Regions from separate parts of the Homo sapiens genome. Here region 2 is linked to region 1. A link is an interaction called in ENCODE POLR2A ChIA-PET data of the cell type or tissue named here. Cell type or tissue: PC-9. All regions are shown on one strand. Links, peaks and the distances in the headings refer to the core of each region. The heading gives the core; the rest is flanking DNA.

Region 1 (12,522 bases), core at 3,661-7,660:
TTTGCTTTAATGTTTTCACAAAATCGCCTGTGAACTTTTTCAAGATTACATTTCTAAGGTTAATAATTATAAAATTATTTACCCTTAATTGACTCATCTTTATACACTCTAATATTATTTTTTGAGATATAATTCATATACTACGTAATTCACCCTGTTAAAGTGTACAGCTAAGTGGTTTTAGTATATTCACAGAGTTATACAACTATTACCACTGATTTAGAACTTTTTCATCATCCCCAAAAGAATCCCCATACACATTAGTAGTCACTACATATTTCTCCACAGTTCTCTCAGCCCTAGGCAACCACCAATCTATTTTCTGTCTCTATGGATTTGCCTATATAGGATATTTGTTATAAATGAAATCATGCAATATGTGAACCTTTGTGACTGACTCTTTTCTAATTAGAATACTGTTTTCAAGGTTCATCCATGCTGTAGCATGTATCAGTACTTCATTTTTATGGCTGGATAATACTACATGGTATGGATATTCCACATTTTATTTATTCATCAGTTGATGGACATTTAGGTTGTTTACACTTTTTGCCTGTTATGGATAATAATGCTGCTGTAAATATTTTTGTACAAGTTTTTGTGTGATCATATGTTTTTAATTTTCTTGGTTATATAACTAGGAGTGAAATTGCTGCGTCATATGGTAACTGTTCAACTCATTGAGGAACAGACCATAATATTTTAAGAAGTGCTGATGTGATCATGGTTAGTGTAGAGCAAGTTCTGCCAAATGGAAGATATTGTCCATCCTGTTTTTTATTTTGAATGTGTAAATAGTTCACCCCAAATATTTTCAGAAATACTGTCATTATACTTACATTCAGAGTAATGTTTTCAGTTTTTCAAGGCAAAACTTGTCAAACTGTCTCTGTGATTCTTTAGACTGTTTTAGCAAAACTCTATGATAGTGTTCCCTATTAGTTTTTACTTATGTAAGCTGTGTCCTGAATACCCAGTTTTGTTGTATGAGCTATTTTTTTTTTCTTTTATGCTTATCTAAGTCTACTCAGAGACAAATGACCTGAAGCTATTTTTATCCTTAGTGCTGATTTGGTATAAATTTGTGAGGTGTGCTTTTCCATCCTGTGTTCTTTGGTCAGGGTACACTATTATTTTGAGATTAAAATAGGCCACAAATACATTGACTGTTACTATTAATTTGCACTAATTTGCACTTTGTATACTAGTAGGAAAATGCCTCATGCTGATGTTGAAGCTGTTTTTAAGCATGGATCCTTTAGAAATTTTGTATATTATTAGGTGTGGTAACAATTTATAGTCATCTAAAGTATGTTAGTATCAAAGCAGAGTATTATGAACTTGGTGCTTGACTTTTCTGCCAGTCAAGATTTTAAATATTTCATTTTTATATTATAATGAAACTAATGGTTACTTTGAGAGTTGTCTTCTGTGAGCAAATGTTGTGGAATTGTATATAGTAAGGGAATCATAGATTTCTTATAATTCACCTTAGTGAGATAGATGATTGAGAACATGGAGGAGTCTGCTCGTACTTTTTCACTTATTGAAGACAAGTATAGTTTTAGGTTTTTAAATGTCGTGTTTACTTTGGAATTTTGGGTCAAGAGAATTCTTGTGTTCTAGACCGTTTTTCAGACTAGAAACCAGTGATCTCTAATAGATGAAGACTATAATTAGAAAGTAAAGGGAAATAAGGCAGATTTGATAAGAAGCGCAAATGGCAGTTAAAATGAAAAGGTGTTTTATGTCACCAGTATTTAGAGAAATCTTTTTGTTTGGAGACAGAGTTTCACTCTTGTTGCCCAGGCTGGAGTGCAATGGCGCGATCTTAGATCACTGCAACCTCTGCCTCCCGGGTTCAAGCAATTCTCCTGCCTCAGCTTCCCGAGTAGCTGGGATTACAGGCATGCTCCACCACGCCCAGCTAACTTTTTGTATTTTTAGTAGAGACGGGGTTTCACCATGCTAGGCTGGTCTTGAACTCCTCACCTCAGGTGATCCACCCGCCTCAGCCTCCCAGAGTGCTGGGATTACAGATGTGAGCCACTGTGCCTGGCTGAGAAATCTAATTGATGTTTTTACTCTGCATATTACTCTTTGTTCTTCAGCTTATATATTAGAATTTTTAAAACTTTAAAAAAATGTTGGTCAGGCTGGGTGCAGTGGCTAATGCCTGTAATTGCAGCATTCTGGGAGGCCGAGGCAGGTGGATCTCCTGAGGTCAGGAGTTCAAGACCAGTCTGGCCAACATGGTGAAACCCCATCTCTACTGAAAATAAAAAATTAGTCGGGCATGGTGGCAGACACCTGTAATCCCAGCTACTCTGGAGGCTGAGGCAGCAGAATGGCTTGAACCTGGGAGGCGGAGTATGCAGTGAGCCAGGATGGTGCCACTGCACTCCAGCCTGGGTGACAGAGCGAGACTCCTTCTCAAAAAAAAAAAAAAAAAATGTTGGTCAGAGTAGGGGTAAATGTAAGCATTTATACTCTGGTAGGAGTCTGAATTGGTACAGTAGCCCCCCCCTTACCCTGTGGTCAACCATGGCCTGAAAACAGGTGAGTATAGTACAATAAGATATTTTATTTTATTTATTTTTATTTTTATTTTTATTTTTTTGAGACAGGGTCTTGCTCTGTTGCCCAGGCTGAAGTGCCATGGAGTGATCTCGGCTCACTGCAACCTCTGCCTCCTGGGTTTGAGTGATTCTCATGCCTCAGCCTCCTGAGTAGCTGGGACTACAGGCATATGCCACCATGCCCGGCTAATTTTTTAATTTTTTTAGTAGAGACAAGGTTTCACCATGTTGGCCAGGCTGATCTCGAACTTCTGGCCTCAGTGATCCCCCCCACCGCCTTAGCCTCTCAAAGGGCTGGGATTATAGGCTTGAGCTACTGCGCCCGGTTACAATAAGATATTTTAAAGTGGGGCACAGAGGCTCATGGTTCAATCCCAGTACTTTGGGAGGCCGAGGCAGGAGGATTACTTTAAGCCAGATGTTTGAGACCAGCCACAAAATTAGACCTTATCTCTAAAAAGAATTTTTTTTTTTAATTAGCTGAGTGTGATGGTACATCCCTGTAGTCCTAGCTACTTGGGAGATTGAGGTGGGAGGATCACTTGAGCCTAGGAGATTGAGGCTGCAGTGAACCATGATCACGGCGTTGCACTCCAGCCTGAGCGACCGAGTTGAGACCTTGTCTCAAAAAAAAAAAAAAAAGGCCACATTCACAAAACTTTTATTATTATATATTGTTATAACTGTTCTATTTTATTATTAGTTATTGTTGTTAATTTCTTACTATGTCTAAGTTATAAATTAAGTTATAAGTTATAAATTAAACTTTACTGTAGGTATGTGTGTATAGGAAAAAACATAGCATATAATTAGGGTTCTGTATAGCTCACTGTAACCTTGACCTCATGAGCTTGAGCTCAAGATCCTGGGTTCAAGTGATCCTCCCCACTCAGCCTCCCGAGTAGCTGGAACATCAGGTGCTTGCTACCACACTTAGCTAATGTTTAAATTTTTTGTAGAGACAGGATCTCACTCTGTTGCCCAGACTGGTCTTGAACTCCTGGGCTCAAGCGATCCTCCTGCCTTGGCCTCCCAAAGTGCTAGGATTACAGGCATAAGCCACTGTGCCCAGCCTGTTTTTGGGTTTTCTAGGTACACAAATTATTAAGAGTTCAGCAAATTTTCTGTATACTAAGGTCAATATACAAAAATCAGTTGCGTTTCTGTTAGCAGGAATTAACTATTAAAATATAGAATTTTAAAAAAAAGATACTAAGGCAATTAGAAAGTCAGTTCAATAGGAAAATGGACAAAAGACATGAAACAAGATAAGACATAAAAGAGAAAGAATAGAGATTTAAAACTGATTTAATTGAAACAACTGATGAGTACTGAAAAAGTAAACTCAGTGTGATTTAACACTGAGTTTAAATTTAAGAAATAAATGTGGCTGGGCGCCATGGCTCACGCCTGTAATCCCAGCACTTTGGGAGGCCGAGGTGGGCGGATCACTTGAGGTCAGGAGTTTGAGACCAGCCTGGCCAACATGGTGAAACCCCATCTCTACTGCAAATATAAAAAATTAGCGGGGCGTGGTGTCACATGCCTGTAATCCCAGCTTCTCGGGAGGCTGAGGCAGGAGAATGGCTTGAACCCAGGAGGTGGAGGTTGCAGTGAGCCGAGATCGTGCCACTGCACCCCAGCCTGGGCAACAGAGCAAGACTCCATCTCAAAAAGGAAAAAAAGAAAAAAAAAGAAAGAAATGTCTGGATTTCTAAAACACCAAAAAAAAAAAAAATGTTGGGGGAAAGAGAAGACATATGAATGGCTGGTAAATATTACATGACAAGATGTTTAGCCTTATTGGTATATTCGTATCAGGGAAAGCAAACTAAAACCACAATGACAGGGTGATGTCAGCGAAAATGGTAGAGTAGGACTTCTGTGGGTCATCCCTCTGCAGAAACACCAAACACCTTGACAGAAAAGTCAGAATTTAGCTTATCAAAACTCTGGAAAGGTAATCAAAGGTTTACAGCAGCCAAGCAAATACTTCGCCAGAAGAAAGGGCACTGAAACAAGGTAAGAGATCTTTGTGGCATTTTAGCTTACCCTAGCCTCACCTCCCTTCCTGGTATGGCTGCAGTCTTGAAGATGACAGCCTGTGTTCCCCATGCTGGTGCCTGATTCCAGAGAGTGGACACTCTTCCTCCTGAGGGATTCTGTGTTCTGTTTTGTCCTTTCTCCAAAGGACTGCCACCAGGGGCAAAAAACAAACAAAAAAACCAAAAAAAGAAAAAAAAAAAACAGGGCAAACAATAAGATATTGAAAGCCTGAGAGGAAAAGCTGTAGAGTGAGTTTTTGTAGAGGAATAGGAGCTTTGAAAAGCTATTGTGGATGAGAAACTAGAAAGCCAAGTGCACAGCTCAGGGCAGTATGTGTGCTCAGAAAAGACCTGAGAAGGCCATTAGCTTTCACCTCTGGCTTGTCTTTAGGTTCAACACAAACAGGAAGTGAATATTAAGGTAGATTTATAAAGGCCCTGGGTAAGTTTTGAAGGAGTGCCCCAACAGCTAATCAGTAGAGACCTGGCGAGCATTTTACTTTTCTTTTTCTTTCTTTTTTTTTTCTTTTTGGTTTATTTGTTTTGAAATGTGGTCTTGCCTTGCTCAGGCTAATCTTGAACTCGTTGGTTCAAGCGATCCTTCCACTTCAGCTTCCTGAGTAGCTGGAATTACAGGCACACACCACTGTACCCATCTATTTTTGTTTTTATTTTTTACACATTATAAATGTTCAGTTTTTTTAAAAAAAATTACGAAGCATGTGAAGAATCTAGAAAATATGCTTCATTCACAAGAAAAAAGAAATGAACAGAAACTACCCCGAGGAAGCACTAATACTAGAATTACTAGACAAAAACTTTAAATCAGCTGTCTTAAGTATACTCAAAGAGCTAAAGGACACCATGGACAAAGAAGTAAAGGAATTCAAGATAATAATGTCTCAACAAATAGAGAATATCAATAAAGAGAAATTTTTAAAAGTAGGCAAAGAGAAATTTTGGAGCTGAAGGTTACAATAATTGAAATGAAAATTCACTAGGGGAGCTCAACAAAAGATATGAGCAGACAGAAGAATCAGCAAACTTGGAGATAGGTCCACTGAAATTATATAGTTTGAAGAGCACACATTTAAAAGACTGAAGAAAAATGAACAGAGTCCAGGAGATGTGTGGGATACCAACATATATATCATGGTAAGGAGAGGGAGAAAGGTGCAGAAAACATGTTTAAGAAGTAATTGCCAAAACCATTTCAAATTTGACAAGACATGAATATACACATCAAGAAGCTCAGCTAACACCCAAGAAGGATAAACTCAAAGACATCCATACAAGACACATTATAATTAAAATTTCCGAAGCCAGAGATAAAGAGAGAATCTTGGAAGCAGCAAGAGAGAAGCAACTTGTAAAATATAAGGGATCTTAAATAAGATGAATTTCTGTTGATTTCTTAGCGGAAACCATGGAGGCTAGAAGGCAGTGGGATAACATATTTAAAGTGATGAAAGACAGACCTGCCAACCAAGAATTCTAAATCTGGCAAAACTATCCTTCAGGAATTAAGAAGAAATCATGACATACCCAGATAAACAATAGCTGAGGGGGCTTCATTGTTAATAGACCTGCCCTGTAAGAAATGCTAAAAGGAGTCTTCAGGCTCACCACAGATCTATTAAATTTTCTTTTTGGCATAGGACCGAAACATGCATTTTAATTAAACATTCGTAATTTTTCTTACACAGCAAAACCAAAAGCCCCACAATGGAAAATCATTTTCTGTTCACTGATTGTTAAAAACTTTTTTTAAAAAAAGTCCTGTGACATCAAGTGCTTGCCAGGATGTGGCACAGTAGAAACTCTTAAACACTTGGTGGGTGTTTAAATTGCTACAACCAGTTTGGAAAACAATTTGTCATTACCCAGTAAAGTTGAAGATGTATAGATCATGTAATAGTTTTACAGACCAAAAATATAGAAACTCTGGTACCTCTGCAGAAGAAGACATACAGTAATATTCACAGTGGCCATTTGTAATATAAAAAACTGTAAACAATCCAGGTGTTTATTGATTGATTTTTCTAACATGTGACTTATTTCTGGTCTTTACTAGCTTTGGGGCCATTTGGATCACACGATGTTTTTTCAAGATTTTAGACCCTTTCTAAGTAGCAGTCCACTGGACCAAGATAATAGAGCCAATGAAAGGGGTCACCAGACTCACACTGACTTCTGGGGAGCAAGACCTCCACGGTTGCCATTGGGTCGGAGATACAGATCTCGAGGAAGTTCTCGTCCTGACAGATCTCCAGCTATTGAAGGGTGAGTTGTTTTATTTTAAGTTCTTTTTAAGGTAGTTTCAATGAAGGACAAATTGGTATAATCTAATCTTTATAAGGGTCTCATACTTATTACCTTTGTGGACAAGATGGACATATGTAGAAAGGATGAAAGTGAAGCTAAATTGAATGTTAGTACTCACCCGATGATAAACCAGAGAGTGAGAAATGCTATGTCTCTGATTAACATTTTTATTAATGGCTCAGATTAATTTATAGATGATATGTGTCTCAGTCCATTTTGTGCAGCTATAGCAGAATACCTGAGACTGGGTGATTTATAAAGAACAGAGATTCATTTCTTATATTTCTGGAGGCTGGGAAGTCCAAGGTTGAGGGATCCACATCTGGCGAGGGCCTTCTTGCTGTGTCATTCCATGTTGGAAGGCAGAAGGGCAAGAGAGCATGCATGAGCAAGAAAGAAAGGTGCCACACTCATCCTTTTATTAGGAACTCACTCAACAATAACTAATCCACTTCCAGGATAAAGGCATTTAATCCACTCACAGGAGATTCATCTCTTAAAGTCTCCACCTTTCAACACTGCTCCACTGGGGATTAAGTTTCCAACACATGAATTTTTGAGGAGGGCACATTCAAACTATAGCAGTATATTTATCAAAATTTCAAAAGGGTATCAAATATATTAGGCATTAGGATTAAATATTTCAACAGATTGGAACAGTGGACTTAACATGAAATTTAATCAAGTATCTGCTTTTTGTGAAGAAAGGAAAAAAATTTAATAGGATAAATATGAAGTCTTGTGACTGTAAAAACATTCATGTAATAAATGTTTGTTGAGTGTCTTTTGTATGGGACACTGTACTAGACACTAGGAACACAATGATGAGTCAAATAGATGGTTTTGCTCATGGATCTCATTTAGTTGGAATAATAAACGTTAATTTTAAGTGTTTACCATATGCAGAGGACTGTGCTTCATGCTTTATCTGCTTTATGTTGTTTAATTTGTGTGAAGTAATAGGTGCTATTGCTGTTTTCATTTTATAAAATAATTAACTGAGTCTCAGAAATAAAGTAACAGCCGTTGGTGGATCTAAGACTTGAATCTAGGGCTATATGAATCTAGTGCGACATTGTCTTATATGGTAGCTGCTAGCCACATGTAGCTATATGTTTACATTTAAGTTAACCAAAAGTTAATAAAACTCAAAATTCAAAGTACCTCAATCCCAAATAGCTATATTTTGAGTGCTCATTGGCCACATGTAGCTAATACTTATCATATTTGACAGAACATATTATAGAAAATTTCCATTATCTTAGTTCTATTGAACAGTGCTGTTCTAGAGCCTACACTCCCCCTTTCCCCCAACACACACCTTCTAGGCTTTATTAACATTTTACTATACTTGCGTTATTACATATCTATCCATTAGTGTTTCTTTGTTAAACTTGTTTGCTTTTGGTTCCTAATATATGCACTATCATACTAAGAAAGTTTAATTTTATTCATAATTTATTAGGGGCTTTTAATTAAGAATGACTAATGATTTTGTCACATGCCCTTTGCAGTCCTATCAAAATGACCTTAGAGTTTTTCTCCCTTAAACAGTTAATGCATTTTATTAACAAGTAGGTTTTCTAATGTTTTCTAGTGTTTTTATTCAAGCTGCTTTGTCAAGGAGCACTAAAACCTCTTTTTTAGGGGTCGGGGTTGGGGAAACAGGGTCTCACTTTGTTTCCCAGGCTAGAATGCAGTAGCAAGATCATGTTTCACTACAACCTCAAACTCGGTGGGCTCAAGCAATCCTCCCACTTCAGCCTATGAACTAGGTAGGACTACAAGCATGTGCCACCACGCCTGGCTAATTTTTCAATTTTTGGTAGAGACTAGGTTGCCCAGGCTGGAGTCTCTTAACACATTATTGGAGTTGATTTGTTCCTTATCTTTTTTTTTTTTTTTTTTAAGGATTTTTACATTTATTCAAAAGAGGATGAGTCTCTTTATCAAGTTTTGGTGTCAGGATTATATTAGTTTCATAAAAGGAACTGGGAAAACTTGCTGTATTCTTATGCTTGGAAATAGTTTACATAACACAGGAATTACCTATTATTTAAAGGTTTAATGCAAGTTACCTGTAATTCCATCTGGACCTGGTATCTTTTTGGGAACTAGATCTATTACAGTCTTTTCAGTTACTTCTGTGGTTGATAGTATAGGGTAGTGTTTTATTTATCTCTGTATTCTCAGCTTCTAGTGCAGTATCGGTTTTATAGTGGCTACTAAACATGTTTGTTTTGAATAAGTGGATAATTGTAATTATGTCTCTAAAAAGTATAAAAAACATATGAATTAATAGTAATAATAGCTAAGAGTATGTGCCAGAAACTAGTCTAAATGCTTTACAGGTATTCATTTGTTTAATCCTCACTATAACCATGTGAAGAAGGTATTGTGAATATCTCCATTTTACTGGAGAAACTGAGGCACAGAGAGTTTAGGTAAATTGTCTAAGAGTATAAAGGCAGTTAAATATTGGAGCCAGGATAGTGCAATAATCAAAGTATTTGTATTTGGTGAGATTTTTAACTGTTTACTTATACTAAAAAATTTTAGTATAACTATTTAGTATAAGTCAAAAATTTAAAATTAAGTAGCCTTCTCACTTATTTTTTAACCAAAGATTTAAGCATTTCCCTAATTTTCTCAGAAACTTTCCTTCCAAGGCACCAGTATATCAGTAAATAGAACTTGAAAGTTTTTAATTCAGTTTCTTTTCTCTTTTCTTTCATAGAAGTATAAATAAACACAGTATATCTTTGGGGCCTATTACTATACCCAGCTAGCAGGCCTGCCTAGATTGTTCCATATGGTTGTTACTTTACAGTAATTGTCATTATGATGTCACTGTATGTTTTGAAAGTACAATTTCATGTTTTATACATTTTTAAAAATTGATTGAATTTTAGCATGGCTTCTTCCTGATAACAGTTTTGTCCTCTTGCTTTGAGAAGGAGCATATGGGCATTCCACTTATGGTTTCCATGGGCTGCATCTCAGATTCCTGTTCATTCTACGGGTTTCACTGTAGACAGAGTACTTTGTATTTAATGGCCGGGTGCGGTGGCTCACACCTGTAATCAGCACTTTGGGAGGCCGAGGCAGGTGGATCACTTGAGGTCAGGAGTTCCAGATCAGCCTGGCCAACATGATGAAATCCCATCTCTACTAAAAATCCAAAAATTAACCAGGCATGGTGGCGGTTGCCTGTTATCGCAGCTACTCAGGAAGCTGAGGCAGGAGAATCACTTGAACCTGGGAGGTGGAGGTTGCAGTGAGCCGAGATTGCGCCACTGTACTCCAGCCTGGGCGACAGAGCAAGACCTCATTTCAAGAAAAAGAGTACTTTGGCTGGCGCCAACAGGGTCCAGGTCTGTGCCTGCCATTGGAGAGGATGCCACAGCCACAGGGGTGGGCGCTGGCCTGGAGGCCTCCAAGGGGCATCTCCTGTGAGCCCAGGGGATGGGCAGGATCTGAGCGGAGAAGAGTGAAAGTGGAGGAGTGAGGCCAGAACAAAGGCTTTGCCGTGAAAGAGGTGGTTTCCCGCCTAGGCTCTGACCTTCACTCACTGTGTGGCCCAGGCCAAGGGCAAGCGTCTGACCTCGCTGGGCCTTTGTTTCTCAGGGGTAAGATGAAACAATGGCTCCCTCTCCCTCTCCCTCTCCCTCTCCCCACGGTCTCCCTCTCCCTCTCTTGCCATGGTCTCTCTCTGTCTCTGATGCCGAGCCGAAGCTGGACTGTGCTGCTGCCATCTCGGCTCACTGCAACCTCCCTGCCTGATTCTCCTGCCTCAGCCTGCCGAGTGCCTGCGATTGCGGGCGCGCGCCGCCACGCCTGACTGGTTTTCGTATTTTTATGGTGGAGACGGGGTTTCGCTGTGTTGGCCGGGCTGGTCTCCAGCTGCTAACCGCGAGTGATCCGCCAGCCTCGGCCTCCCGAGGTGCCGGGATGGCAGACGGAGTTGCGTTCACTCAGTGCTCAATGGTGCCCAGGCTGGAGTGCAGTGGCGTGATCTCGGCTCGCTACAACCTCCACCTCCCAGCTGCCTGCCTTGGCCCCCCAAAGTGCCGAGATTGCAGCCTCTGCCCGGCCACCACCCCTTCTGGGAAGTGAGGAGCGTCTCTGCCTGGCCGCCCATCGTCTGGGATGTGAGGAGCCTCTCTGCCTGGCTGCCCAGTCTGGAAAGTGAGGAGCGTCTCTGCCCGGCCGCCATCCCATCTAGGAAGTGAGGAGCGTCTCTGCCCGGCCGCCCATCATCTGAGATGTGGGGAGCGCCTCTGCCCTGCCACCCCGTCTGGGATGTGAGGAGCGTCTCTGCCCGGCCGCCCCGTCTGAGAAGTGAGGAGACCCTCTGCCTGGCAACTGCCCTGTCTGAGAAGTGAGAAGCTCCTCCGCCGGGCAGCCACACCGTCTGAGAAGTGAGGAGCCCCTCCGCCCGGCAGCCACCCCGTCTGGGAAGTGAGGAGCGTCTCCGCCCGGCAGCCACCCCGTCCGGGAGGTGAGGAGCCCCTCCGCCCGGCAGCCGCCCCGTCTGAGAAGTGAGGAGCCCCTCTGCCGGGCCAGCCGCCCCGTCCGGGAAGGAGGTGGGGGGGTCAGCCCCCTGCCCTGCCAGCCGCCCCGTCCGGGAGGTGAGGGGCGCCTCTGCCCGGCCACCCCTACTGGGAAGTGAGGAGCCCCTCTGCCCGGCCAGCCACCCCGACCGGGAGGGAGGTGGGGGGGTCAGGTCAGCCCCCCGCCCGGCCAGCCGCCCCGTCCGGGAGGTGAGGGGCGCCTCTGCCTGGCCGCCCCTACTGGGAAGTGAGGAGCCCCTCTGCCCGGACAGCCGCCCCGTCCGGGAGGGAGGTGGGGGGGTCAGCCCCCCCCCCCCCCCCCCCCCGGCCAGCCGCCCTGTCCGGGAGGTGAGGGGCGCCTCTGCCCGGCCGCCCCTACTGGGAAGTGAGGAGCCCCTCTGCCCGGACAGCCGCCCCGTCCGGGAGGGAGGTGGGGGGGTCAGCCCCCCGCCCGGCCAGCCGCCCCATCCGGGAGGGAGGTGGGGGGGTCAGCCCCCCGCCCGGCCAGCCGCCCCGTCCGGGAGGTGAGGGGCGCCTCTGCCCGGCCGCCCCTACTGGGAAGTGAGGAGCCCCTCTGCCCGGCCACCACCCCGTCTGGGAGGTGTACTCAACAGCTCATTGGGAACAGGCCATGATGACAATGGCGGTTTTGTGGAATAGAAAGCGGGGAAAGGTGAGGAAAAGATTGAGAAATCAGATGGTTGCCGTGTCTGTGTAGAAAGAGGTAGACATGGGAGACTTTTCATTTTGTTCTGTACTAAGAAAAATTCTTCTGCCTTAGGATCCTGTTGATCTGTGACCTTACCCCCAACCCTGTGCTCTCTGAAACATGTGCTGTGTCCACTCAGGGTTAAATGGATTAAGGGCGGTGCAAGATGTGCTTTGTTAAACAGATGCTTGAAGGCAGCATGCTTGTTAAGAGTCATCGCCACTCCCTAATTTCAAGTACCCAGGGACACAAACACTGCGGAAGGCCGCAGGGTCCTCTGCCTAGGAAAACCAGAGACCTTTGTTCACTTA
Region 2 (12,522 bases), core at 5,604-9,603, 180 kb before region 1:
CAATGTAATCCCAAGATTTAACAAGGCTATGTGATGGAACTGCTATTAGCTACTATCCTGCTGCTTCAAGTCTCTAAGTCAAGATCAAGGGAAGGTCTTTGCCTCTGGGCACAGGAGTAGCCTAGAGTGGTCACACTAAATCTGAAGCCTTCCTCTTGGCAACTTACAGGCATTTATTAAAATTATAGAAGAGTACACCCTTTTTCTTGTCTGTGTTACCTGGAGAGCCTCTGCTTTGGCTCCCAAACTGGACATCCTGTAAAAACTTTCATTTCCTTAGCAAGGATGAGGGAACAAGGGGATTGTACTGACAAAGGGCAATTAATCAGGCTTCACACTTCGTGGTGATTTTCTTTCCTATCTCCCCACCTCCCATCGCAGTCTTTCTCATTATTCTTGAGTTTCTCATTTCCAGTCTGAGTGTCCAGCCAGTACTTTAGGAAAGTCTGGCAGATAGTTCAGCTTCAGGCAAGCAGAATCTCTGCCCATTTGGCTCAGAAGTCCTTTACCACATGGAATCACTTATTCTGCTTCAATTCTTAGGCAAAGCTGCCACTGGCATATATTCACATACCCTTGTGACTGATGGCATGTTATTTGGGGGAATGGCTGTATTCCCCTGAATACAATTTACTTTAGCCTCTGCCTAGACAATTCATTCCCTCATCCAGCAATGCTTTACCACATCATCTTCAATTAACATCCTTCATCTTCTTCCTGAATGCTCCAAATCCACCTTTTCCAATCAGTCTTTAGATCTACCTTCACTCATGTGGGCTATCAGTATGTATGTATATATGTATGTATGTATGTATTTACTTATTTATTTTAAAAAGCTTTCCTGTCCTTTATCTGCCTCCCTCACCCACTTACCCAAGATACACACACAGCTCAGTATTCTGTAGGATCTTGATAAGTTTGTAGTGCATGGGATTTGTAATCAGAGGACCTAGCCCTGTCAAATAGTTGGCTGTGTGATCTTGGAGAAGTTGCTTAATCTCTCTATGCTTCATCTGTTCTCTTCATTCATTTACCAAATATTTATTGATCACCAGATGCAGTGGTGGACAAGGCAGATATTTAGTCCCTATCTTGATGGAGCTCACAGTTTACATTACAGAGCATGTATAAAGATTAATGGTGTAGTAAAGCAGGCCAGCCCAATACAAAGAGGGTTGACTTTGGAGCCAAACAAACATTGTTTCTAAATCCTGGTTCTGCCACTTCTGGCCTGTTCCTTAACTTGCTTACTTTTTGTAAAATGGGTATTATAATACTTATCCTGATAGTTTTGTGTGGATTAAATAAGACAACGAATATAAAGCATGCAGCACCTGGTACTCAGTATGGTTGCTACTATTGTGCATTTGGAAATGCTTTGGAAACTGCAAATGATAGGTACTGTTCTGCATTGCCATTTCCTTTGCACCCTTTTTTTCTATGGCATATAGTCTCTTTCTCATGTTTGACATCTGGCAATCTCTAAACTGGCAGGATCGAGTAACTCACTTTCCTTGCTCTGTAATTGCTACATTTCCCTCTTCAAACCTGTTGTTTTGGAAGTATTGCTATCCTTTTATGTTACAATATGGCTGCATGATTGGAGATTTTGCCCTGTTATTTCACTAAGTTGAACAAATGAATCTTGTGTAGTATTTTCTATTTAGTTGTTCCTTTTCCTCAGAATCACAGATAGCTTCTTTTCTGTAAGACTGGAGTTAAATGGGTTGGGCTGAATATTTCCAATTTTTGGAAATGCTGGATTAGTTCCTATATTAGTTTCCTGTGGCTGCTGTAACAAATTATCACAACTTTAGTGGCTTAAACCAACAGAAATTTGTTCTCTCATAGTTCTGGAGGCCAGAAGTCCAAAATCAGTATTACTGGGCCAAAATCAAGGTGTTGGCAGGGCCGTGCTCCCTCCAGAAGCTCTAGGGGAGAATTCATTCCTTGCCTCTTCCAGCTTCTGGTGGCTGCTGACATTGGTTTATTACGTGGTTTATTGCTGTATCACTATAATCTCTGCCTCCGTGACTCCTCCTCTTCATCAAATATGCCTCCTTTTTTTTTTTTTAAGAAATGGAATCTCGCTGTGTTGCCTAGGCTGGACTGCAGTGGTGCAATCATAGCTCACCGCAGCCTGGAACTGCTGGGCTCCAGTGATCCTCCCACCCGCCTCAGCCTCCCAAGTAGCTAGACTACAGGTGCATGTCACCACACCTGGCTGATTTTAAAAAATTTTTTTGTAGAGATGAGATCCCACAGTGTTGCCCAGGCTGATCTTGAACTCCTGGCCTCAAGTGATCATCCTGCTTTGGCCTCCCAAAGTGCTGGAATTATAGGCATGAGTCAGTGTGCCCATCCTGCCTCCCTCTTATAAGGACACTTGTGAATGCACTTAGGGCCCACCTATATAATCTAGGTCATCTCCCCATCTCAGATCATTTAAACTCATCTGCAAAGTCTTTGCCAGATAATGTCACATTCACAGGTTCCAAGGATTAAGACATGGACATTTTGGCAGGTGGCATTATTCAGTCTACCAGAGTCCCCTCCCAAAGTCACTGTTACTTTGCAGTCTCTCCTTCCAAAGAGACTGTGGATCGTGGGCTATTTAGGGGCAGATGTACCTTCTAAACATTGAAATAGGAAATAGATGAACTATTGTTAACTAGCTTCCCTATCTTCCATAATAATGTGAATAGAGTCAGTCTATTCTCGCCATCCTCTATGATCAAGGAGAATCTTTTTACTCACCTCTTAACTTCATTATCTCTTTATTCCTGCTTCCCCACCACAAAGTTGTATTTATTACTTTTTTCTTTTATTTTTGTTAATTACCTTCCTGGCAAGGTTGTATTTATCCTTATGATATAAAATTTTTACTGTAGTTTCATATATTGTTTTAATATTTTTATCCTGGCCAGGCACAATGGCTCATGCCTGTAATCCCAGCATTTTGGAGGCCAGCGCAGGAGGATTGCTTGAACCTTAGGGTTTGAGACCAGCCTGGGCAACATAGTGAGACCCCATCTCTACAAAAAAATTTTTTTGAATTATCCAGGCATGGTGGCATGCATCTTGTAGTCCCAGCCACTCAGGGAGCTGAGGTGGGAGGATCACTTGAACCCAGGAAGTCAAGGCTGCAGTGAGGTGTGATTGTGCCACTGAATTCTAGCTTCAGCGATAGAGCGAGACCTTGCCTCAAAAAAAAAAAATGTTTTAGGTTAGGTGCGGTGACTCACACCTGTAATCCCAGCACTTTGGGAGGCTGAGGTGGGAGGATCATCTGAAGTCAGGAGTTCAAGACCAGCCTGGCCAACATGGCGAAACCCCGTCTCTACTAAAAATACAAAAATTAGCTGGGTGTGGTGGCGTGCGCCTGTAATCCCAGCTACTCGGGAGGCTGAGCAGGAGAATTGCTTGAACCTTGGAGGTGGAGGTTGCCGTGAGCCAAGATCATGCTACTGCACTCCAGCCTGGGCGACAGAGCAAGACTTTGTCTCAAAAAAAAAAAAAAGTTTTTATTTTGGCTGAAAATGATCACTACCTCTCATTCCCATCCTGTCCACTTAGACATTCGTATATTTTATCTCCTAAAGGCAAAAACTAAATTATTCTCTTTTTTGTTATTCAACAGCAGGGTATAAGCACTGAAATATTCCTATCTTGGTCTTTCTTGTGAGAGACTTTGAGAAAACAATTATCAGATGTGTATATCTCAGTTCTTCCTACCCTCCCACCTCACTGTTCTTTAGCCATCCTTATGTAAACCATTATATCCATGGTTCCTCATTGAAAATATGATACAAAATTTGGGTGCTCCACATATACCCATGCACAAATACTCATATGCATACAGACACACACATAATTTTACTTAACAGTTTTAGGAAGCTTGTGAACCTCCATGAAGCTCAGCTGTGGACTGGACCTTGGAGCCTGTGTTAAGATTCCCAAATTGGAAAGAATATTGGCCCCCGGAAATCTAGATTCATGCCCCAACTCTGCCATAGCTATGTGACCTCAAACAAGTCTTCTGTTCTTTCTTAGCCAGCATTGGACTAGATGATCTCTAAAGTTCCTTCCAGCCCTAAAAATGAATAAGTCTAGAAGCATTTTCAAATGCGGATCACAATTAGTTGCTTTTTTCTTGACCACTTTGCCCAATTATCATTTCATACTCACATTTCTAAAATCAAGACTCCCCATGTCCCTTGGCCTTGAGTAATCATTAAAAAATGATTCTCTAGTCTGTGCAAAGGAATGTTTAACTGGATAGAGACTGAACATATGCTTTTTAATAGGACCTTCCCAATTATGGTGGTCTCCTCCTCTTCCTCTTTATTCCAGTATTCTCCCTGTTGTGTGCATGTCAAGAGAGCTGTCACCCAGTGCATTGTGCTAAACTGTCTCAAAGAGGGAACTGGAGCTGAAAAGATCTCACGGAAAGAACAAAGATGGCTGAGCTTTCTGGTCAGTATTGACCTTTGAAGAGCCCTGCCAAAACCAATAGAAGGAAAGAGAGTTTTCTTTTCATGCTGGATCTTTTTTTAAATTTTAATTTTAATTTTTTTTGCCCATGACAGAGCCTCAGGAGGTCCTAATGACATGTGCCCTCATGCTGTCTTTTAATAGAAGAATGAGCATTCTTAAAAGTCAGTTAAATGTAGGTTATTAAAAAGAGTTTATGCTGCTTCTCCAACTCAGGCTAGTACATGGGTGTTTGTTTCAGTCACAGAGCAGGCGAGATAATTTATTATTGGCCACTGATTTCAAATTCCTTGCTTGCTGGGCGCGGTGGCTCACGCCTGTAATCCCGGCAGTTTGGGAGGCCGAGGCAGGTGGATCACCTAAGGTCAGGAGTTTGAGACCAGCCTGACCAATATGGTGAAACCGTGTCTCTACTAAAAATACAAAAATTAGCCAGGCGTGGCGGCATGTGCCTATAATCCCAGCTACTCAAGAGGCTGAGACAGAAGAATTGCTTGAACCTGGGAGGTAGAGGTTGCAGTGAGCCAAGATTGCGCCACTGCACTCCAGCCTGGGAAACAGAGGGAGACTCCAACTCAAAAATAAAATAAATTCCTTGCTTGCAGGAACTGTGAGTTATTCTTTTCATGCTCAATGCTTAGAATGATGCCATGTACCTATTAAGTGCTCAAAGTTTTGCTAACGTGTATATGACAGCCATGAAAATGTGCAGTTCTCATTGCCTGCTGCAGGGAGCATAACTAACAGCCTCAGCCACTGCCCACTCTGGGTCATCCATAACCACATTTGCACCACAAAGTCGCACATTCGCATCCATAACCACATTTGAAGGAACCACGCTTCCTGTAGGCTGCTCCCAGCCAATGACCTAGCACATCAGGGGTATTAACACAGGCAGATCCTGGTGAGATATGGGATTCCTTTGGCATGAGGACTTCTCACTGACTTAGCCAAATCTTTCTTAAAACTGTACTACAGCCGGGCGTGGTGGCTTGCGCCTGTAATCCCAGCACTTTGGGAGGCCGAGGCGGGCGGATCATGAGGTCAGGAGATCAAGATCATCCTGGCTAACACGGTGAAACCCTGTCTCTACTAAAAATACAAAAAATTAGCCGGGCGTGGTGGTAGTCCCAGCTACTCAGGAGGCTGAGGCAGGAGAATGACATGAACCCGGGAGGTGGAGCTTGCAGTGAGCTGAGATCACGCCACTGCACTCCGGTCTGGGCGACAGAGTGAGAATCTGTTTAGAAAAAAAACAACAACAACAACAACAACAACAAAAACTGTACTACAGTCTGAGATTGTCATATCTAGACCTCCTTCTTTCCCTCTCTTCCACAGGCATGAGATCTTTGCTGTGCTCAGAAGGCTCTCCCTGTTGTCTCCTACTTCCTCCCTGATAAATCTCTTGCAATTGTCTATCCCATCTTGGTGTCTTCTTGGCAGATCTGAACTAAGGAAATATGAAAGAACGAATGAGACTTTGTTGCGATTAAGAGTAGAAGAGGAGAGGCCAGACGTGGTGGCTCACGCCTGTAATCCCAGCACTTTGGGGGGCCAAGGTGGAGGAGGAGCACTTTGGGAGGCCGCTTGAGCTCAGGAGTTTGAGACCAGCCTGGGCAATGTAGTGAAACTCTGTCTCTACAAAAATTACAAAAATTAGACGGGCGTGGTGGCATGCACCTGTGGTCCCAGCTACTCAGAGGCTAAGGTTGGAGGATCGCCTGGGCCTGGGAGGTGGAGGTTGCAGTGAGCTGAGATCGCTCCACTGCACTCCAGCCTGGGCAACAGAGTGAGATTCTGTCTCAAAAAAAAAAAAAAAAGGAGAGTGGTCAGTATGTTGCAAGATATTTCAGAGCACCTGGGATAATTTATTATTATGAGGCTTTAGCTAAAACTATTTGAAATGTTTGGAACCCTAGAGCCAATGTGATCCTTTCTAAAAGCAAACTGATCTCATCCCTCCTTTTTTTTTTAATTAGTTATTTTTCCTTGGAGCTGAGTTAGAAAGACTCCCTTCTTTTTAAAGTCCTCCAATTGCTTCCTATTGCTCTAGGATAAAGCCAATACTCTAACATGGCCTAAAAGGCCCTACTTGGTCTGGTCCCTGCCTCCTCTTGCAACCTCATCTTGCATTACACTTCCCCTCCCTCACTCTTTCATAGCCATATGGTCTTAATTCCCTTTATTCATCATGTTCCCTGCCGTCATGAGCCTTTGAACATGCTGTTCCTTACGCACAGAACACTGTCCTCTCACCTCTTGCCTAGTGAATTCCTAGTCATACCTAAACTTAGATATTGCCTCCTCAGGGTAGCTTTCTTTGACCTTCTTAACTAGGTCAGATACGCCGACATCTATCACTCCTTTATAGAACTTGATCACAGCTGCAATTTTACATTTGTTTGAGATTTGGTTAATATCTCTTTCCCTCTTTACACTGTAGGCTACATAAGGAAAACGTAGGGATGAGAGGAAGTTTTCTAGAATACAATGTCAGGTCTGGAGTTTGATTTTAGCCTACCTACAACTAATAAATTAGCCATTTACTGTTTCATGGGTGCTGGCAGAAGTCAAGAGACTTTGAGATTTAGAGACAAAGGAATTTATTATTCATAGCACAGCAAGTAGCATGAGCATCATGTTTATATTAGTTCTCCTTGCCTCCTCCCAAGTCCAATGCAGAGGACTCAGGTGGATACTTGCATAGGCCATGGGTTGCTTCACAACAGAGGAACACTTATAGAACCCACAGCTTGGGGAACTTGCCATTTTACAACAAGCTGAAGCAAGCAAGTTCTTTATCTGAGTGAAGGTAGTACCTCATCCCTCAATATTTCTTGCTGCAAGCACAGTCCTGAAAAATAGCCCAAGTAAAGAGCAGTCAGGGATTTGCAATCTTGGTGTACCTAGCAAGATGTGAAGGAGCATGAGAGACCGACCCATGGAGGAGTGCTTCTTTTTAAAGTCCTCCAATTGCTTCCCATTGCATTGCTTCGCATCTCACCATATGGCTCCTCCAAAAACATTTATACCCAGGTAAAGCCTCAAAAGAGTTTTCTCTCCCACCCCCATGCCCTGGCTTCTCTCACTCGTAGTATGTACATAGTATTCTGGGTTGGAAAAGGAATCTGGCAATGGATGTGCTCACTAGAAGCACAGGCTCGAGAATGGTTATTAGGGCTATATTTCCTTGAGCCAGCAGTATTGCATAAAAGAATATTCATTGGAACCAAGACTACTTGAGTTTGAATACTCAAACTGCTACTTTCTCCTGGCATAACCTTGGGCAAGTTATTTAACTTCTCTGTACCTCATTTCCCTCATCTGTAAAATATGGATAGTAAAAATATCTGCTTCATAAAGTTGCTGTGATTAAACACGTAAAGCAGTTACAGAAATGGGTGACATACAGTTCAATACATGTTAGCACTTATTGTGGTGGTTATTATCATCCTGGGCCAGCTAACCAACTGTGGAATAATCTGCTTGTATTTCATCAGGCAGTGATAATGGTCTGCTGACATTGGGAACTCTGCCTTCAATATTTAAGTTATTCTAGGACTAAGTTAAAATGTGAACTATTCAGATTGGAGGTGGGAGTGAAAAAAAAATTTAAATAAAATAAAATGTGAACCAGAAAAGTGGTGGAGGAGGGCAGGCCTACTCTGGTCTTTCTAGGCAAATTAACTTAATCACAGTCTAGGTTTATTAACTTAAATGCTTTTCAATGGCGATAGGTAGGGAGCTAAGGGGCAGACTCTTAATGTAGGTACAGGTTACAGGTACTGTATTGAAGTATAGCACCACGTGGAGGTGTTCTCATTCATTGCTGAACTTAAGTACTTCTCTTTTGTAGTGAATGTGGTGGAGGCACTTCAGGAATTCTGGCAGATGAAGCAGTCCCGTGGTGCTGACTTAAAGAATGGGGCTCTAGTGGTTTATGAGATGGTTCCCTCCAACAGCCCTCCTTATGTCTGCTATGTCACCCTGCCTGGGGGAAGCTGCTTTGGGAGTTTCCAGGTAAGAGTTGTGAGGTGGCAGTAGCAAAGGTAAATGCTTAGATGTTAGTAACGGCTTTCTCCACCACTTTGGCCATTAAACTGCCTGAAATCATATATTTGAGGACCTAAAGCAATTCTGGGGAAATTATTCTGGCAAGCATCTGAGGCCAATTTGACCATAGTAGAACCTCAGTAGCATGCTTTCCTTTCAAAAACTCAAACCCATTTTGAATTTGAGCAGTTATGAATATCCCCTTGCTCAGTATATCCGACTACCAGCATCCAACCCATGTTCCAATCTGGCTTCAGTTATTGCATTCCAACTTTCTTCCATCTCTTATTGAGGATATAGAACAATATTCCTTGCCTCCAGTACTTTTTCGTAGGCAATTACTAAAGAAAGCAATGTTGGAGTTCTCTAAGAGGTCAAATCGGAGGGACTATGTATGCTGGAAACAGTACTCATCTAAGAGTTAGGAGATCCAAATTTACATTCTTCTGAATATCAATGGGGCAAATCTCTGGGCCTCACTTTTCCCATCTATAACATGAAGGAGATAGGTTAGATTATTTCTAAAGTCTTTTCTACTACTAACATTCTACAATTATGTGAAATACCTATGATGATGAAAAGAATGGTTGCCATTATGAGGTAGTAGTGAAAAATTATGGACTAGTACGAATATTCTCATCAAAGATGGATTTTTTACATTGCAGACAGGGAGGCAGCCTTCTGAAATGTCAACTTAAAAGTCTCAAATGGAATTTAGAGAAAATAATAAACACCTTTGTTCTGTTTTCCATATGGTTTGTGAAACCCTTAGACAAGGTTAAAGGCCCTACTGTGTGTCTGCATAGCACCTTGAACTTCCCCTATCATATCACTTATTACAACATATCATAATTGTTTGTCTCTCCTAGTGGACTATGTTCCATAGAGGCAAAGATTGTGTTTGTCTTCTTTCTCGTTAAATCCCTACCACCCATCTTAGTGCCTAGCAGATAGTAGGCAAATAATACGTCTGTTGCATGAATGAGTGCCATTGCAGCTTAGTTTCTGCCTCAAACAGAAGCAGTCCTAAGGAAGCTTCATTTCAAATCAGGTGATGAAATTTTTTCCCTTAGAACTTCAGTCATTTCAGGCCGGGCACAGTGACTCACACCTGTAATCCCAGCACTCTGGGAGGCCGAGGCGGGTGGATCACAAGGTCAGGAGTTTGAGACCAGCCTGACCAACATGGTGAAACCCCGTCTCTACTAAAAATACAAAAATTAGCTGGGCATGGTGGTGCACGCCTGTAATCCCAGCTACTTAGGAGGCTGAGGCAGGAGAATTGCTTGAACTCTGGAGGCGGAGATTGCAGTGATCTGAGATTGCACCACGGCACTCTAGCCTGGGCAACAGAGTGAGACTCTGGCTCAAAAAAAAAAAAAAAAGAACTTCAGTCATTTCAGAGAAATAACTATATACCCAAGATGACAAATGTTTATGCTTTCACTTGTTTTTTTTTGTTTTTTTGTTTTTTTGTTTTTTGAGATGGAGTCTTGCTCTGTCACCCAGGCTGGAGTGCAGTGGTATGATCTTGGCTCACTGCAACCTCCGCCTCCTGGGCTCAAGTGATTCTCCTGCCTCACCTTCCCCAGTAGCTAGGACTAGAGGCGCATGCCACCACGCCTAGCTAATTTTTTTTTTTTTTTTTTTTTTGGTATTTTTAGTAGAGACAGGGTTTCACCATGTTAGCCAGGATGGTCTCAATCTCCTGACCTTGTAATCCACCCGCCTTGGCCTCCCAAAGTGCTGGGATTACAGGTGTGAGCCACTGCGCCCAGCCTGTGCTTTCACTTCTAAGAGAATAAGATCTTTCCTTCTTCTTTTTTTTTTTTTTTTTGAGATAGAGTCTCGCTCTGTTGCCCAGGCTGGAGTGCAACAGCCCGATCTCAGCTCACTGCAACCTCTGCCTCCCGGGTTGAAGCGATTCTCCCTGCCTCAGCCTCCCAAGTAGCTGGGAGTACAGGCACCTGCCACCACGCTCAGCTAATTTTTTGTATTTTTAGTAGAGATGGGGTTTCGCCATGTTGGCCAGGCTGGTCTCGAACTCCTGACCTCAAGCAATCCGCCCACCTCGGCCTCCCAAGGTGCTGGAATTACAGGCGTGAGCCACCGTGCCTGGCTGATCTTTCCTTCTTCTTCCCACCTCATTACATTGTTGAATGACTTGAAAATTTTATGACAATGCCCATAACTGAAACATTATAGTAATTTGATTTCTGTTATTTTTGGAAAGAGGAGAATTGTCTTTCTTGGCCTTTTAGCCTAAACTTTTTTTTTTTTTTTTTGAGACAGAGTCTTGCTCTGTCGCCCAGGCTGGAGTGCAGTGGTGTGATCTTGACTCACTGTAACCTCCACCTCCCAGGTTCAAGCAGTTCTCCCTGCCTCTGCCTCCGGCCACCACACCCAGCTAATTTTTGTATTTTTGTATTATTTCACCATGTTGGCCAGGCTGGTCTTGAACTCCTGACCTCAGGTGATCTGCCTGCCTCAGCTTCCCAAAGTGCTGGGATTACAGGTATGAGCCACTTCACCCAGCTTTTTTTTTTTTTTCTTTCTTGAGACAGGGCCTCACTCTTGTCACCCAGACTGAAGTACAGTGGCACAATAATGGCTCACTGCAGCCTTAACTTCATGGGCTCAAGTGATCCTCCCACCTCAGCCTCCTGAATAGCTGGGGCCGCAGGCATATGCCACCATGCCTGGCTAATTTTTGTATTTTTGGTAGATATGGAGTTTTGCCATGTTTCCTAGGCTGGTCACAAACTCCTGAGCTCAAGCAATCCTTTCACCTCAGCCTTCCAAAGTGCTGGGATTACAGGTGTGAGCCACCTCGCCCAGCCAGGGGCAGGGTGCAATAACTGAAGCTAGATTAGAACATGGGCTGGGTGTTGATAGTCCGATATACTGAGCAAGGGCATATCCATAACTGCTCAAATTCAAGATGGGTTTGAGTTTATACCTCTTTATCCACTTTGGCAGGTGAAATTTCTCCCTCTGGTTTTCTTCACAGATGACTTTTTAAGCAACAGCACTATAGAGCAGGCCAGCAAGCTAGTAACAGACAAATAGAAACAGACAAATTGAAGCACTGGGAAGACTTAGGACTTACTTACCAAGCCTCATATGCTGTCTCAGAGAGCCTGTCAGTTAATAGAAATTAGGAATTATTGATATTAGGGATGCTTAAGTACTAAACACATCCTGGTCTACTTATTTATTGTTTTTTTAAGACAGAGTTGTGCTCTGTTGCCCAGGCTGGAGTGCAGTGGCACAATCATAGCTCACTGCACCCTTGACTCCTAGGCTCAAGTGATCCTTCCACCTCAACCTCCTGACTAGCTGGGACCACAGGTGTGCACCACAACCATGCCCAGCTAATTTTTAAATTTTTTGTAGAGTTGGCATCTCACTATGTTGCCCAGGCTGGTCTCAAACTCCTGGCCTCAAGTGATCCTCCTGCCTTAGCCTCCCAAAGTGCTGGGATTACAGGCATGAGCCACCATGCCCAACCCCTGGTCTACTTTTTATTTTAAGTTTTCTTTTAGAGACAGAGTCTCACTCTGTCACCCAGGCTGCAGTGTAGTGGTGTGATCATAACTCACTGCAGCCTGGAACTCCTGGCTCAAGTGATCCTTCTGCCTCAGCCTCCTGAGTAGCTGGGACTACAGGCACGTGTCACCATGCCTGGCTAATTTTTTCTTTTTTTTTTTTGGTAGAGACAGGGGTCTTGCTATGTTGCCCAGGTTATTCTTGAATTCCTGGGCTCAAATGATCCTCCTGCCTTGGCCTCCCAAAGTGCTGGGATTACAGGTGTGAGCCACCAAGCCCGGCCTTGGTCTACTTTTAAAAACTGCAACATCACTTTCTTCCTTTCCTCTAATTACTCATAAATGACATAGGGCAAAGAGGCCTTTGAGACAGCCAATAAAGATGAATTATAAAGGAATACTATGGTGGCTAGAGATCTGAAGT

Evidence for each region. Peaks named below come from ENCODE experiments on the same cell type or tissue, not always from the same donor. Only the 100,000 strongest peaks of a DNase experiment are listed, where the experiment ranks them.
Region 2: POLR2A ChIA-PET joins it to region 1 with 7 read pairs; 2 of 35 experiments call an interaction of 5 or more read pairs at or near these places.

The regions. Positions count from the first base shown.
Region 1 is chr1:145,766,096-145,778,617 of GRCh38, reverse strand. It overlaps RNF115 (ring finger protein 115), which reads left to right. Exons shown (of 9, transcript NM_014455.4): 4 at 6,699-6,907. Among named protein-coding and RNA genes, the nearest start is that of RNF115, 52 kb to the left of the region's middle. In PC-9, for the core only: no CTCF peak of the experiment used is centred there; no DNase peak of the experiment used is centred there; H3K27ac peaks cover 385 bases.
Region 2 is chr1:145,943,614-145,956,135 of GRCh38, reverse strand. LIX1L (limb and CNS expressed 1 like) reads left to right here. Exons shown (of 6, transcript NM_153713.3): 2 at 8,354-8,517. Among named protein-coding and RNA genes, the nearest start is that of LIX1L, 8.1 kb to the left of the region's middle. In PC-9, for the core only: no CTCF peak of the experiment used is centred there; no DNase peak of the experiment used is centred there.